Linked DNA regions of Homo sapiens: region 2 is linked to region 1. The links are chromatin contacts, found by Hi-C in ENCODE. All regions are on one chromosome and are shown on one strand. The core of a region is the stretch at or near the end of the contact, and the rest is flanking DNA. Distances in the headings are between cores, read along the strand shown. Region 1 overlaps ATG10 (autophagy related 10). Region 2 overlaps SSBP2 (single stranded DNA binding protein 2).

Region 1 (6,485 bases), core at 3,673-6,172:
CTACAGCCTAAGGTCTGCTGGTTCTAAAGCAGAAGACACTCTGTTTTCTTTTTTTTTTCCCTGAGACAGAGTCTCGCTCTGTCACTGCAGTGGCGTGATCTCGGCTCACTGCAAGCTCCGCCTCCAGGGTTCAAGCGATTTTCCACCCCACCCTCCCAAGTAGCTGGGAGTACAGGCGCTTGCTACCATGCCTAGCTATTTTTTTTTGTATTTTAGTAGAGATGGGGTTTCACCATGTTGGCCAGGCTGGTCTCGAACTCTTGACCTCAGGTGATCTGCCAGCCTCGGCCTCCCAAAGTGCTGGGATTACAGGTGTGAGCCACCGCGCCCTGCCAACACTCTATTTTCAATCCTATCCAAAGTATTCTGAGGTTTTGATCCCAAACTCTTGAGATTAATACTCAGTAATTTGTATTCCTGGCTTTCCTCAAACATTATCCCCACATCATGGACCTATTACTACTATATTACTCTATACCAGCACTTTGAATACCCTTACTTCCACCATCCAACCTGGTCTCCTTCTCATGGAATGCAGTCTCTGCCTTCTCAAAACAGCACCTAACATATAGACTCGAATACTGCTTTGATGACTTTGAAGGAGCAGAAAAACAATACATGAGTTACAAGTTAGGCAGTGATTTGTTTCAGCATATTTTAAAAAGAGGCTAATGAGATTTGTGTTGTGCACACAGTAGGCACTCATGTATATTTTAATAGGTATTTCAAACAGGGCTCATTGTGCCAATAGTAAGCAAAGAGATGTTTTTTCCATATGGCACAAACATTCACCTAAGAAAGCTAAAATACAGTCGCTTACAGGTTAATAAAATTAATGTACTTACCTTGTTATTTTCTCTCCCAAGCCTCTGGGTCCAACTAAAATCTCTTGCCTTTTGTATATGTGGCTAAGCAATATTCTGCTTAGAATAAACCTTTTGGCTAACTAGCTATCTCTGTAGTTTTACTTCCCATTTCTTTAGCACCTTTCCTTTAGTACATTTTCAAAACAGGGCTTGATTTTTCAATGAGATTCTATTGCTATCATATGTTCTAACCCAGCATGTGACTTCTATCCTAATTCCCCAAAATATTTCAAACATTTACATGGCTCAACAAATAATTCTCACTAGATTTCCTCTGTTATTTGGACTTTTCAGTTTGAATATATTTGTATTAGTTAGATAACTTTTCATTATTCTTAAAAATAACTTTCACTGTTTGCTCTTCAAATTCATTTCAATCCCTAGAATCTCTTTTTAATTCACCAAAATTCATGTTATGGTTCATTATCATGACCTTGGCTAGATTTACTGTCTACATAAACATATGTGTAACATAAATATAAATACACAAACTTTCTTAAAGATTCTTTACAATTAAGACTCTAAATTAAATTATCTGTCAAATAATTTTCTATTTTCTGCTCACTGTAGTAATTAACTAGAGTCGTTTTTGCCCCAGTCTTAAAATACTTCTCTAATCCACTATTTTTCTTCCTATTCAACAAGCTGCCTTAACCATAACTCTTACCGTACTTGCAATAATACATCTTTCCCCGAAAATATGTTCTTTCCAACTCATTTTCTTCATTTTCTCTAAGAGGTTATTGTTTTTAAATTGTTATAAAATTAATAACAACAACAATGAAAAAGCCAAATCCTTTTTTTTTTTTTTCCAAATTTCACTCTCACCCTTCAATTCCTTTTCTTTCTGTTTTACTCAGGCACAATTTCTAGGACATCCTTCCTCTGGTCTCATTCACTTCTGCTCAAACTCTTTCACTTTTTCTTTATATCTTCCAACCCCTTCCTAACCATTATCTCTTCCATAATTTGACCTCAACATATCTTTTCAACTATTTCTTCCGTAAGTCATCCTAAGTTAGCCCCTACTCCAAACTGGTCCTTCACTGTTCTCCAAATATGGTGGGCTCTCTCCAGCCCTCCAGCCCCCATAGCTTGGCACTCACTCTCCTCCCCTTCTACAGTGCTTTTCCTAACCTCTTCAAGAAACCCAACCTGTGGCTGTCCTCTACAAGTTGTTGGACAGAGCTATGGATATTCTACTTTTATTCTTCGGCTTCCTCCAACCCCCATCTTTCCTGTTTTGCTGTCATTCTCCTCTATGCACTCCAAAGATGTCCTCTTATTGCAAACCACAGACAATCCTTTTCCTGCTTGATGATTTATATGCTGCTTTAATTCCAAACTTTCCATTATTCTTTCTTTATCATGGCGTTTATCTTAGTTTGATTCATGCTGCCTTTGAGAAGGAACTATTCTTTGATTATTTCTTTTGCCCTGTTTCTCCATGAGCATCCTTCAGGCCTACAACAAGTGGACAAATCTTTCACATGAAATATTTAGGCTACATTTTTAATTCTATACCCTTTTTTCCTGGGCCAATAATAGAATGGTCTCCATAAAGGACAGCCATTCCTTTGCTGAATGGAGGAAAAGATTCCTCCTCTATTCAAATGCAGCCCTGCTGACTAATTAAAGAAATATGTCAAAACAGCTCCCAAGAAGAACCCATATGTCATCCAAAGAATTAAATGTTTTGAAAATAAGAAGAACCACTTGGTCCATTTTTCAATAGAGACTGAGAACAAATGAAAAGAAAGAGATGAATCAGAATTCAAGATGAAATAAATATAGAAATCTCTAGCTAAATGTAAGGAGAAAATATTTAAGCCTAGGCCTCTGGTAAGGCAAAAGGCCATTATGTATGTGCCTAAGGGTTTTACCACCTTTGTAACATTTGCCACTAGCTTTTGATCAAAGCTGAGCCCTCAAAAGGGAAAATGAGACATAAAAAGGTCAGGGAATAAGAATGGTAGGGAATGGATAGAAGGCTTTGGCATGATACAAAAAATTCTTTAATATGGTATGCTTCAAAAACAGTGGGAAAAAAAGAAAAAAAAAACAGCATGCACTTGAAGATGTCAATGCTTTGTGGGAGTGGATTTACTAAACTATAAGGCACTATTCCAATGTAGGCTATTTATTATTACTCAACAGACGTGCAATTATGTCTCACCCTCTCCTGAGTGACAAAGGGTATTAACTGTGTCCCACCACCTCTCCCAAACCTACAATGACAAAAGTAGTTAGAGAAAAACAGAACATTGGGATGGAAGGGCTTATTTCTTCTCTTAAATCCACGTTGCCCACTTGGTAACTGAGCTCCTGTACACCAAAGTAGTAGAAATGAGAGGCAGAAGCAGAATGCTGTCTCAACTTGGCTGTCTGCCTTCAAGAATTAAATAAAAATACGTGTTTATAGAAGTGGAACAGCTGCTTCAGCTAGTTTGGATACCCACTTTTGAGTCCTCAGGATGTTCTATTTTTCTAAGTCCACTACTCCTATAGTCTCTGAAAAGTATCAGACTAAAGAGTAAAGATACATAGATGGTTTGGGTCTTAGGTCTCCTGGAGACAACAGAATTACTTCCTCTTTCAAAACCTGGCATAGCAGTTGAAGTAGGCACCATCACAATGTTTCCATTCTTGGGCTGTATTTTTTAAATGACTAGAAATTCTTCTTTATCGTTTCACTTAACAAATACTTGATGCTGTGCCACAGCTGAATAAGCCATATATATACATACATATATCTTATACATGTATACACACAAAGCCATAAATAAAGCTTCTCACTTTGTAGGCACTCAGTATCAATTTCCTTCACTCTTGTTTTTATCTTGAAGCTCTATGTTCCAGCATATCATTTTATAGATATAAACAAATATTTCTGCTATAGTACAAATTGTGATATAATAGAATATATGATATGATATGACATGACATGACATGGGAGCGACAAGAATAGATGGCATGTTAACTGAGTCTTGGGCTACTAGTAATTGGCCTGGTGGAAACTGGACCATATAAAGAAAAGGAATTCAAAGTCTAAGGGATTTGCATTTCGAGAACCAGAGTAAAGATTTCTTCTGAAATCTAAACAAGTTGATACAAGAAAGGGTAATGTAAATTTAAATGGAAACTATTTATTACTTGTTTTGCTTTTCCTTAAAAAAATAGGTACAGGGAGAAAATTTAGAGCAAAGCAGAGAAATTAATTTGTACTAACAATCAAATGCAAAAGAAATTATAAATATCTGTCAAAAACAAGGCTAAGTGAACTATTTTTGAAGCAACAACAACAAAAAAAGACCCCTGGGCAAGAAATTTTACAGTCATCCTCTTTCTAGGTCGGAACTCTCTTAGAATGAGACAAAGAAAAATCCGGGCCTGGAATAAGAGGAAGACATTAGGAATCCTTTCACCACACTGACAGAGATTTGTTTAACAAACAGATGAAGGGCCAGAGTAATCAGATATCACAGGAAAAAGTAAGGAGAATAAAAAAGACTGGGGGGGGAATAAATGAAAAATTGTGACTCCAGAGTAAAGGTTGATACATTTTAAAAATATCCATGAGGTTAAGTTAGGTGGAAAGAAAAAATAAATTATTAGAATATGATAAAGGAAAGAAAGAACCATTCTTCATGTTTCTCCACCAGAAAACATTCAGTATGCTGCACAAAAATTAAATTTGATATTTTAATGTACCTGAACAAGCACTAAATGAATTCTGGGCCAAAATAAAATTTTAAATTCCTAATACCCACTCTACACAACACAAAGCAGTGGTGGTGGGGGGCGAATGCTTCTACATAAAAACAAATGACTTGTTTTGGTTTACCTTTATAAGGCATAAATGGAGGGCATTGTAAAAGTATACAAATAGAAGCCAAGAATGTTAATTGTGTTTTTTTAAAAGAATAGAAAATCGTGAAGAAAGGATCACAGAAACTACACCAATGTCATTAAAATATAATTGGACTTGCAGGAACAATTACTGTGCTGTACTGTAAGGGGAGCTGTTGGCACATAAGAGCAAAGCACACATATGAGCTCATCAGCAGGCCTTGGCAAGACCCACTTCCAGCTAGAAGCAGTCATGTTTCAACACCTCTGATTCCCTAATGCTGACAAGCTAAACAACTTGTTTTGTCTCTGGGAGCTCTTCTCTGGTGATTAACTGCTTATGGTGAATACTAATTATATGAAAGTACAGTATTGAAGAAGTAATGTCTTATTTCCTCTACCTGCAGCCTCGACTTGTCTCTGAATCTAGAAGGCAGAGCCATTGCAAACCAGAACCAAGAAAGACATTTTCCTCCCCCTGAATAAACAAATATATCTCCTACTTTTTAGTATAGCACAGCTCACTGACAAGAAACTTCCTTTAACCTCTGGGCTCCAAACCAAATATAATTACCATAAAATGAGTGTTTTAAAGGCTTGTAATAATTATATGGATAAATCCACAGCAAGAGTTTGTGAATTAGTGAACTATCAGTGTCCTCCATTCCCCATGTCCCATGTTGAAAATTTACCCCAAATTGTCAGTTCTTAGGAACTGCACCTCAGATTAAAATCTTCTCACCAGGGAGTCTATGAGAATTTCTTCTTGTGTTTTAAATCCTAAGTGCTTGTTAAACTGCCAACACTGCAAAATTAGAGACCATTAAACAATATAACAGCAAGTGATTAAATCTACCAAACATACATTCAAGCAGCTTAAGCTACTTTTGAATTAAAAATAAAATATCATTGGCTAAATTCAGATGTCTTAGCTATCCAGAAAAAAGTCAGAAGGCTGTTCAAAATGCACAATGCTGCTGATAAGGCCAGATACAAAAGGAGAAATAGGGCAAGGGGTTGGCTGAACAGGAGGCTCATCTTGGTCCCTGGGCCTGGGTGGCAGCACATCCCAATGCTGACCCGGTTTAGGCAGTGGACTCTAAGCGGGAAGCCATGGCTGTGCTGCAGAGTGAGGACGCCATGTGGCTGCTGATTAAATAAGCTTTATTAGCTAAGGCCTCCAAGGAGACAGGGTATTCCACCTTCTTGGCAGGGGAATGAGTTGAGTAACAGCATCACAGGAAGCTAAGGCATTGGAGATGTATAGATGGCTGAAGGAAATGTTAGTGCTATTTTTAAATACAGCTTAAGCTAATTGATAAACATTTCTTAAAATAATTATTAGCTTTTGGGGAAGGAGGCACAGGAGCTTCTGAGTTAATTGGATCATCTGAGATTAAAATAAATTTTTACTGTAAAGTTAGAAGTAAATAAACATTGTAGCTTTAAGTTGTTCCTACTTGTTTAAAGTAAAGAAAAGAAAAAGGGCCAGGGGGCTTAGTCAACTTCAGGCAAAAGGCCAAGAATCTGAAGATCAGACTTAAGGCTGAGATGATATCATTCACGCTGAAGTCTTGATACCCTTTCTGAAGCATGAGAAAATTTAGTGGTAAAACCTTACCTCACCCACAGTTTTCTCATTTTTAACTCTATTTTTTTTCCTCTGGAGAATAATTTTCCAAATATGCTTTTTGCTTTATATGTAAATGTTATAAATTTACTTTTAGCTTCAGACATGTTCTTACCTAAAAAGCTTGCCCTAAAGTAAAG
Region 2 (6,792 bases), core at 2,394-4,893, 530 kb after region 1:
CACCTGGAAGAGCTGATATCTAAGCCAAGGCATTAAGTAGATATAAGAGTTGGCCAGAAAAGCATGGAGAGATAGAGAAGGGGGATGTTTTGGATCAACCATACCATGTGCAGAGACTTAGAGGTGAAAGGCAGAGAGAGTATAGCACATGGGAAGAAAAGAAAGAAATTCATTATGTTGGAAATTGAGGTGATAGAGTGATTAGGGATGAGGCTGAATTTGTAAACTGTGAATTTGAATTGAAATATAAAGAGAATACAATGCAGTTTTTAAGCAGGAGAGTAATACTGTTTATTTACATCTTGTCAAAGAAAAGAGTAAAACTCTGTAAAAAATTTGAAAAGATTTATTCTGAGCCAAATATAAATGACCGTGGCCCTTGACACAGCCCTTGGGAGGTCCTGAGAACATGTTCCCAAGGTGGTCAGGGTGCAGCTTGATTTCGTACATCTTAGGGAGACACGAGACTTCAATCAAATACATTTAAGAAATACATTGGTTCAATCTAGAAAGACAAGACTACTCAAAGCAGGGGCTTCCAGGTTATAGTAGATTTAAAAATTTTCTGATTGGCAATTGGTTGAGTTTATCTGAAGACCTGGGATCAATGGAAAAGAACTGTCTGGATTAAGATAAGCAATTATGGAAAGCAAATTTCTTATTACGCAGATGAAGCCTGTAGCAGGCTTCAGCGAGAATAGCTTGTAAATGCTTCTTATCAGATTTAAAGTCTGTGTTGATGTTAACACTGGAGAATATAATGAGGCAAGTCCCACTCCCACTTCCTGTCATGGCCTGAACCAGTCTTTCAGGTTAAATCTTAAGAGTGCCCTGGCCAAGGAGGAAGTCCATTTAGATGGTTGGGGGACCTTACAATTTTATTTTAGGTTTACAATCTTAGCCATGTCACTCTAGTTCTATAGAATAGATAATGGATGGAACACGAATAAGTCCAGAAATAGAGGAGCACTTAGAAGGCTCGTGCAGTAAGGAGTAGAGAATGGTTACTTGAACTAGTGTATAATCATTGCGGAGCAAGAGAAGTAGAAGGATTTGAGGGATATAAGCTTGAAGTAGAAATGGTAGGATTTGGTGAAGAGTTCAGCTGTTAAGGCCCTGTGCTGAAACTGAAATACATACCATCCAAGTGGAGATGTTGAGCAGGCATCTGGTTACATGGGTCTGATGTTTAAAGGAGAGGGAAATGAAGCTGGGTGCAGTGGTGCGTGTCTATAGTAACAGCTACTCAGGAGGCTGAGGTGGGAGGATCACTTGAACCCAGGTGTTTGAATCCAGCCTGAGAAACATAGCGATACCTCATCTCTAAAAAAAGAAAGAGAGAGAGAGATGGTTGAATGGTATTACCCATGAGTGGGGAGGGAAATGAGCCTTGTACAGAAACCTTGCAATATTAACATCCAAGGAATGAGGAGGAAGAAGAGGCTGTAAAGGAGAAAGAAGGTGGCCAGGTATGGTGGCTCATGCCTGTAATCCCAGCACTTTGGGAGGCTGAGGCGGGTGGATCACTTGAGATCAGGAGTTCGAGACCAGCCTGGCCAACATGGTGAAACCCTGTCGCTACTAAAAATACAAAATAAGCCAGGCACTGGTGGCAGGCACCTGTAATCCCAGCTACTCAGGAGGTTGAGGCAGATGAATAGCTTGAACCTGGGAGACGGAGGTTACAGTGAGCTGAGATCATGCCACTGCACTCCAGCCTAGGTGACAGAGTGAGACTCTCTCAAAAAAAAAAAAAAAAAAAAAAAAAAAGACAGAGGCTCAGCTAAAAAGGTAGGAGGAAAATCAGGAGAGTGTAGCATAATAGAAAACAAGAATAAGTGAGGGTTTTCTGAAGGAAGAAGAAAGGTCAGTAGTGACAACTGTGACTGCAAGGTAAAGTAATCAGAATGCATATGTCCTTTTAGGATTTAGGGAAAGGCCATCAATGACTTATAAAGCTGAGTAATGGGCTAGGAAACAAGAATGTTTCAGATTCAGAAGTGACTGTGAAGGTAGGAAGTGGGAAATGGTATATAGTCAACTCTTTAAAATGGTTCATCTATGATGAGAAATGATACCTGGAGGAATAGTGTAGGTTAGAAAAAGAAGTTTTTCATTTTAGATGGGAGAGACATTAGCATGTTTAGTGTTTAAGAGAAGGAGACAGTAGAGGGGCAGAGTCTGAAGATACAGGGAGAGAGGAGATTTTAATGGTTTAAAACCCCATACAAGGCCTGAGAGAAGGAGGTCCAAAGCACAAATGCTGGGAAGTGAGAGGGGAGAGGACCATCTCTACCCTTGTGGCAAGAGGAGATGCAGGAATGTTTGTAGGTTTGATGTCAAGAAGTTCATTTCTTCTATTCCTAATAAAATACTGTTCCTTATATGTCCCTGCCTCCTGCCAATCTGGAATATATGCATAGGGCTTTCCTTCTGAATTTAACAATTTTTGGAACCTAGATTAAGGTCCTTACCCCTAATATCGTATCTTCCTCAAGCCTGCCACTAACTGTCTAAATGCATGAGGAATTTCCCATGGAGTATTTTGCATTTGACTGGAAGAGAGGTTGGAATAGAAGACAGAATAGAAACGAAAGAAAAGTTTAGGGAATGTGCAAATAAAAGGAAGCGTTGTAAAAATTATAGTACATTTGTTCTTGGGCTGTTATTACACATTTAATAATGATGAACACTATATAATGACAAAAGAAATGCGTAAGACATTTTAACAAAGCAGGACATAGTGTTGCATGTACAGTGTAGCATAAATGGGTATTAAGAGAAAAAAAATAATTTGTTTTAATATGGTTGGATTACAGATGAGATTTTCTTTCTGCAAATATTTCCATTACTTATAAGTAGAGGTTTCCCCTCTATCTTCCCAATTTTCTACAGTATGATCATGGTGTGTGTGGAGTTGCAGGGTGAGGCAAGGAGAAAGGAAAACATGTGGATTCAGTGTCTCAGCTCCACTACTTATCATTTCAGCAAGGTTTTGTTGTTTTCAGTCTCAGTTTTACCATCTGTAAAATGATGATGAGTCAAATTGATCTAGGGTTCAAAAAATTAGTTCTTATTCTGATAGCTTTTCTTTTTCCTCTGCAAAATAGGATGTGAGGGTACTGAGGGTGGTGGTGGTGGTGATGATGATGATGAATTTTTAAGAGAGTGAAGGATAGTCTTTAAAGAAAAGTTTGAAATAATTCTAAGTAGACCCAGAGAAAGAACTGAGTAGGCGCACACACAAAATATTGCCAGGCAGTGTTTAAATCCTAGTTAATATTGTAGCTTATGAATGCATTGTGATGCCAGTATGCCCAGGAATGTGACTTTTCTGCAGCAGCAATTGGTAGTCCATGTATTTACATGGACAAGCTAGGTGGGGTGTTTTTTTTTTTTTTCCATTTCTTCTATTAAAAGAATTTCTTACTCAGTACGGTTTACACTCGTCTCTTAGCATCTTTAAGAGGAAAAAACAAAAGCTCTCTTTGAGTGCCATGCACGTGGTTTCCTTGGAACGTTATTTAATGCCATCATGTTTTTAATCTTTCTCCTGAAAGCATGCCATACTAGAAGTCCTATGGTGAGTGGAACCGCACTTGGTCAGTTGTGGTTGTGGGTTTCCCCTGTTTGTCTCACATATGTAGGGCAGGAACAGGTGCGGTCTTTTGGTTCAGAGTTGTTCCAACGGTTCACTACAGTTAAGCACCATCATTATGCTGTTTTCCTGGGGTTTAAGACTGGCATTTTGTAAATAGTATAAAATTCAAATTTTCTTTTTATATAGTATTTATGATATCCAGATCTAGCCTGTCAATACTTAATTTTTTTTCCAAATGTAATTGAGTGTCCTCACCTGTTGACACCTTTTCATTTTGTGTGTTTCCAGTGAAGTCTACAAATGGCATAAGAGACCATTTTAGGAGTCTGACTTGGATCAGTGGGTTAACAAAGTGACGATTTTAAGAGTGTTCTATTGTAGCATTAATTTTGTTTCTTACACCTCTTTCTCTTTTACATGCTTTCTCATGAATTTAACTTATTCCTACACTGTAGATGTTTGGTAATAACTTACTCAATACTTTGGCTTTTTGCTTCTGTAGCTTTTTTTTTTTTTTTAACCTTAGCTGTCAGACGGTGCAGCTTTTAAATGTGCCATTTTTTTCCTTTTTCTGTGGCTCTTAGATTCAGGGGATCCCTTCTTCCATGGCGTTGGTATTTTAAATAACTTAATTTTTACTCAGCTGTAGATACCAAATAAGTAAGTAATGGGCACATAAATATTTTTAGATTATATTTGTTCAGTTTAAATCTAGTACATGCTAAATATATAGGTACAGTTTTTTAATGTTTTATATTTTTTCCCCTAAAGCTACTGACATACTCTTTGAGATGCCTCCTTCATCTATATAAATCAATGATTCTTAATAGTTTTGAAGTCATGGGGTCCTCTGAGAACTGATGAGAGCTATGGATCTCATCTTTCAGAAAAATGCCCAGATCTTAAGCTTCCCTGATTATTGTGTTTCGCTAGCCATTACCATGGGCTTTAAATCCAGCAGATGCCTGACCTTCTTATCCTTAACTCTTTCAACCTGGACTTCATAATCTGTGCCCTAGGTTAGGGATTCAGGACTCTAATAATTGTTGCCTTTTTATGTTGACCAGGAAAGCTGTTGCTGCTGTTGAGGTCTACATGATTAGGATAACATGCATTCTTCAGGAACTTACTGCTTGCTCATTTGCTCAACCTAAGAGTCCCTGCTGGATGGACCAGTTGTTAATTTTATGACTTCTTCTCATTTCCATTTTTTAATAGAATATTTTAAATTAGAATTGTTCTGTTGTTTAAGCCTTTTCACCAAATATTTACAGAGTGCAAAACTTGTTGTCCTCAAGGGAATAAATAGCAGGAAAGATAAACAATTTAAAAGTATTAAAGCAGAAGTATGTACTGGTTTAATAATAATGTATTATAGACTTGATATTTGCTAAGAGAGTAGATCTTAAATGTTCTTACCAGACACACACACGGACACACAAAAGGTACTATGTGAGGTGATGAATATGTTAATTAGCTTGATTTTGGTAATCATTTTCCAAAGTATATGTATATCAAAACTTCACATTGTACATCTTAAATATATACAATTTTTATTTGTCAACCATACCTCTATAAAGCTGGAAATAAACTTAAAAAAGAAATATGTACTGGTTATAATAGCAACACAGGAGCAATACTCACTTTAGCTTGGGAGAGTTAGAAAAGGCATCATAGAGAAAGTGAATCTGAGCTGAGCTGAAAGTTGAGTGAGAGAAGGGTAATTGGAGCAAGGAATAATGTGAAATCTCAAAAGGGATGATCATACACTCAAGTAATGACAGGTAATTTGGTATGGACCAGTTCATCTATAGGTCCAGTATTAGGAAGTGATAAAATATAAAGAGACAAAAGCAGGGGACAGATTATGAAGTCCTGCTTACATTAAGGATTTGGGACTATATCCCAAAGATTTTAAACCAGGTCCCTGATGTGATCAGATTTGTGCCTTTAGACACTCAGTTGGCATCAACATAAAGATCGATTAAAGAGGGTCCAGGTGTGGTGGCTCACGCCTGTAATTCCAGCACTTTGGGAGGCCAAGGCGGGTGGATCACCTGAGGTCAGGAGTTTGAGACCAGCCTGGGCAACATGGTGAAACCCCATCTACTAAGAATGCAACAATTTGCTGGATGTGGTGGCGTTCCCCTCTAATCCCAGCTACTTGGGAGGCTGAGGTGGGTGAATCGCTTGAACCTGGGAGGTGGAGGCTGCAGTGAGCTGAGATTGCACCACTGCACTCCAGCCTGGGTGACAGAGCAAGACCTTGTCTCAAAAAAAAAAGATGGATTAAAGAGGGTTGAGAAAAGAGGCAGAGACTAGTAGACTCGGGGGAAAAGTTGGTGAAGAGTGGGAGTGTTTGAAGATGTATGAAAAAGAGATACATATGACATATGCAAAATAAGCAGAACAAAGTGCCAGCGAGATGAGAGGCAAAGGCCTCAGAATGGAAGAGGGGGAATTTCTGTCTTTAATATAGGATAGAGAAATTTGTGTGATTGACTTTCTGGAGCTTTTTTCCCTTGTTTCTAATGTGATTTCCCTAATCACTTTTTCTTTTCCTTTTTAGTTTATTTACCCCATACTCAGCATCCCAGTTTATAATACATTTACCTGAATCAAATCCCCTCTGAAAACTTGCTTCTTGTTTGTACTTTTTGTTAAACATTCCCAACTCTTACATTAGTTCCAGAAATAAAAATGCCAATAAGCTTCTTTCTTCTGATGTTAATGTGTTTTTTTACTTGTGCAATTTTAAAACATAGGCTTTTAAAAACTTTCTATTTAAAGTTTTAATTGCAGAAACTATAGCTCTTGATATGATGCCTTTTATAACTCTCATATCTCTTGATATAGTTTGGCTGTGTCCCCACTCAAATCTCATCTTGAATTGTAGTTCCCATAATCCCCACGTGTGGTGGGAGGGACTTGGTGAGAGGTAATTGAATCATGAGGGCGATTCCCCCATGCTATTCTAGAAATAGTAAGTTCTCACACAATCTGGTGGTTTTGTAAGGGGCTTCCCCCTTCGCTCAGCTTTCATTCTTCTCCATGCTGTCGCCATGTGAATCTGCCATGGATTCTAAGCTTCCTGAGGCCTCCCCAGCCATGCTGAACTGTGAGTCAGTTAAACCTCATTCCTTTATAAATTACCCAGTCTCAGGTATGTCTTTATTAGCAGCTTGAGAGCA

The links. Hi-C counts contacts between places; a loop is a spot of excess contacts on that map. Pooled maps may share reads with other maps.
Region 2: a map of HepG2 shows a loop between it and region 1 (2.9-fold over the local background). The contact joins two enhancer-like sites. A Hi-C loop is called at or near these places in 2 of 168 maps with a recorded cell type or tissue (HepG2 and chondrocyte), 5 of 37 single-sample maps with no recorded cell type and 5 of 50 pooled maps.

The regions. Positions count from the first base shown.
Region 1 is chr5:82,164,513-82,170,997 of GRCh38, reverse strand. ATG10 (autophagy related 10) reads right to left here. Exons shown (of 8, transcript NM_031482.5): 4 at 6,461-6,485. Among named protein-coding and RNA genes, the nearest start is that of RPS23, 110 kb to the left of the region's middle. Within about 2 kb of position 4,922, at least 14 of the 41 ENCODE cell types and tissues checked have a DNase peak (open chromatin) inside an H3K27ac peak, as active enhancers do.
Region 2 is chr5:81,628,087-81,634,878 of GRCh38, reverse strand. The region is part of intron 3 of SSBP2 (single stranded DNA binding protein 2); the gene reads left to right. Among named protein-coding and RNA genes, the nearest start is that of SSBP2, 120 kb to the left of the region's middle. Within about 2 kb of position 3,643, at least 2 of the 41 ENCODE cell types and tissues checked have a DNase peak (open chromatin) inside an H3K27ac peak, as active enhancers do.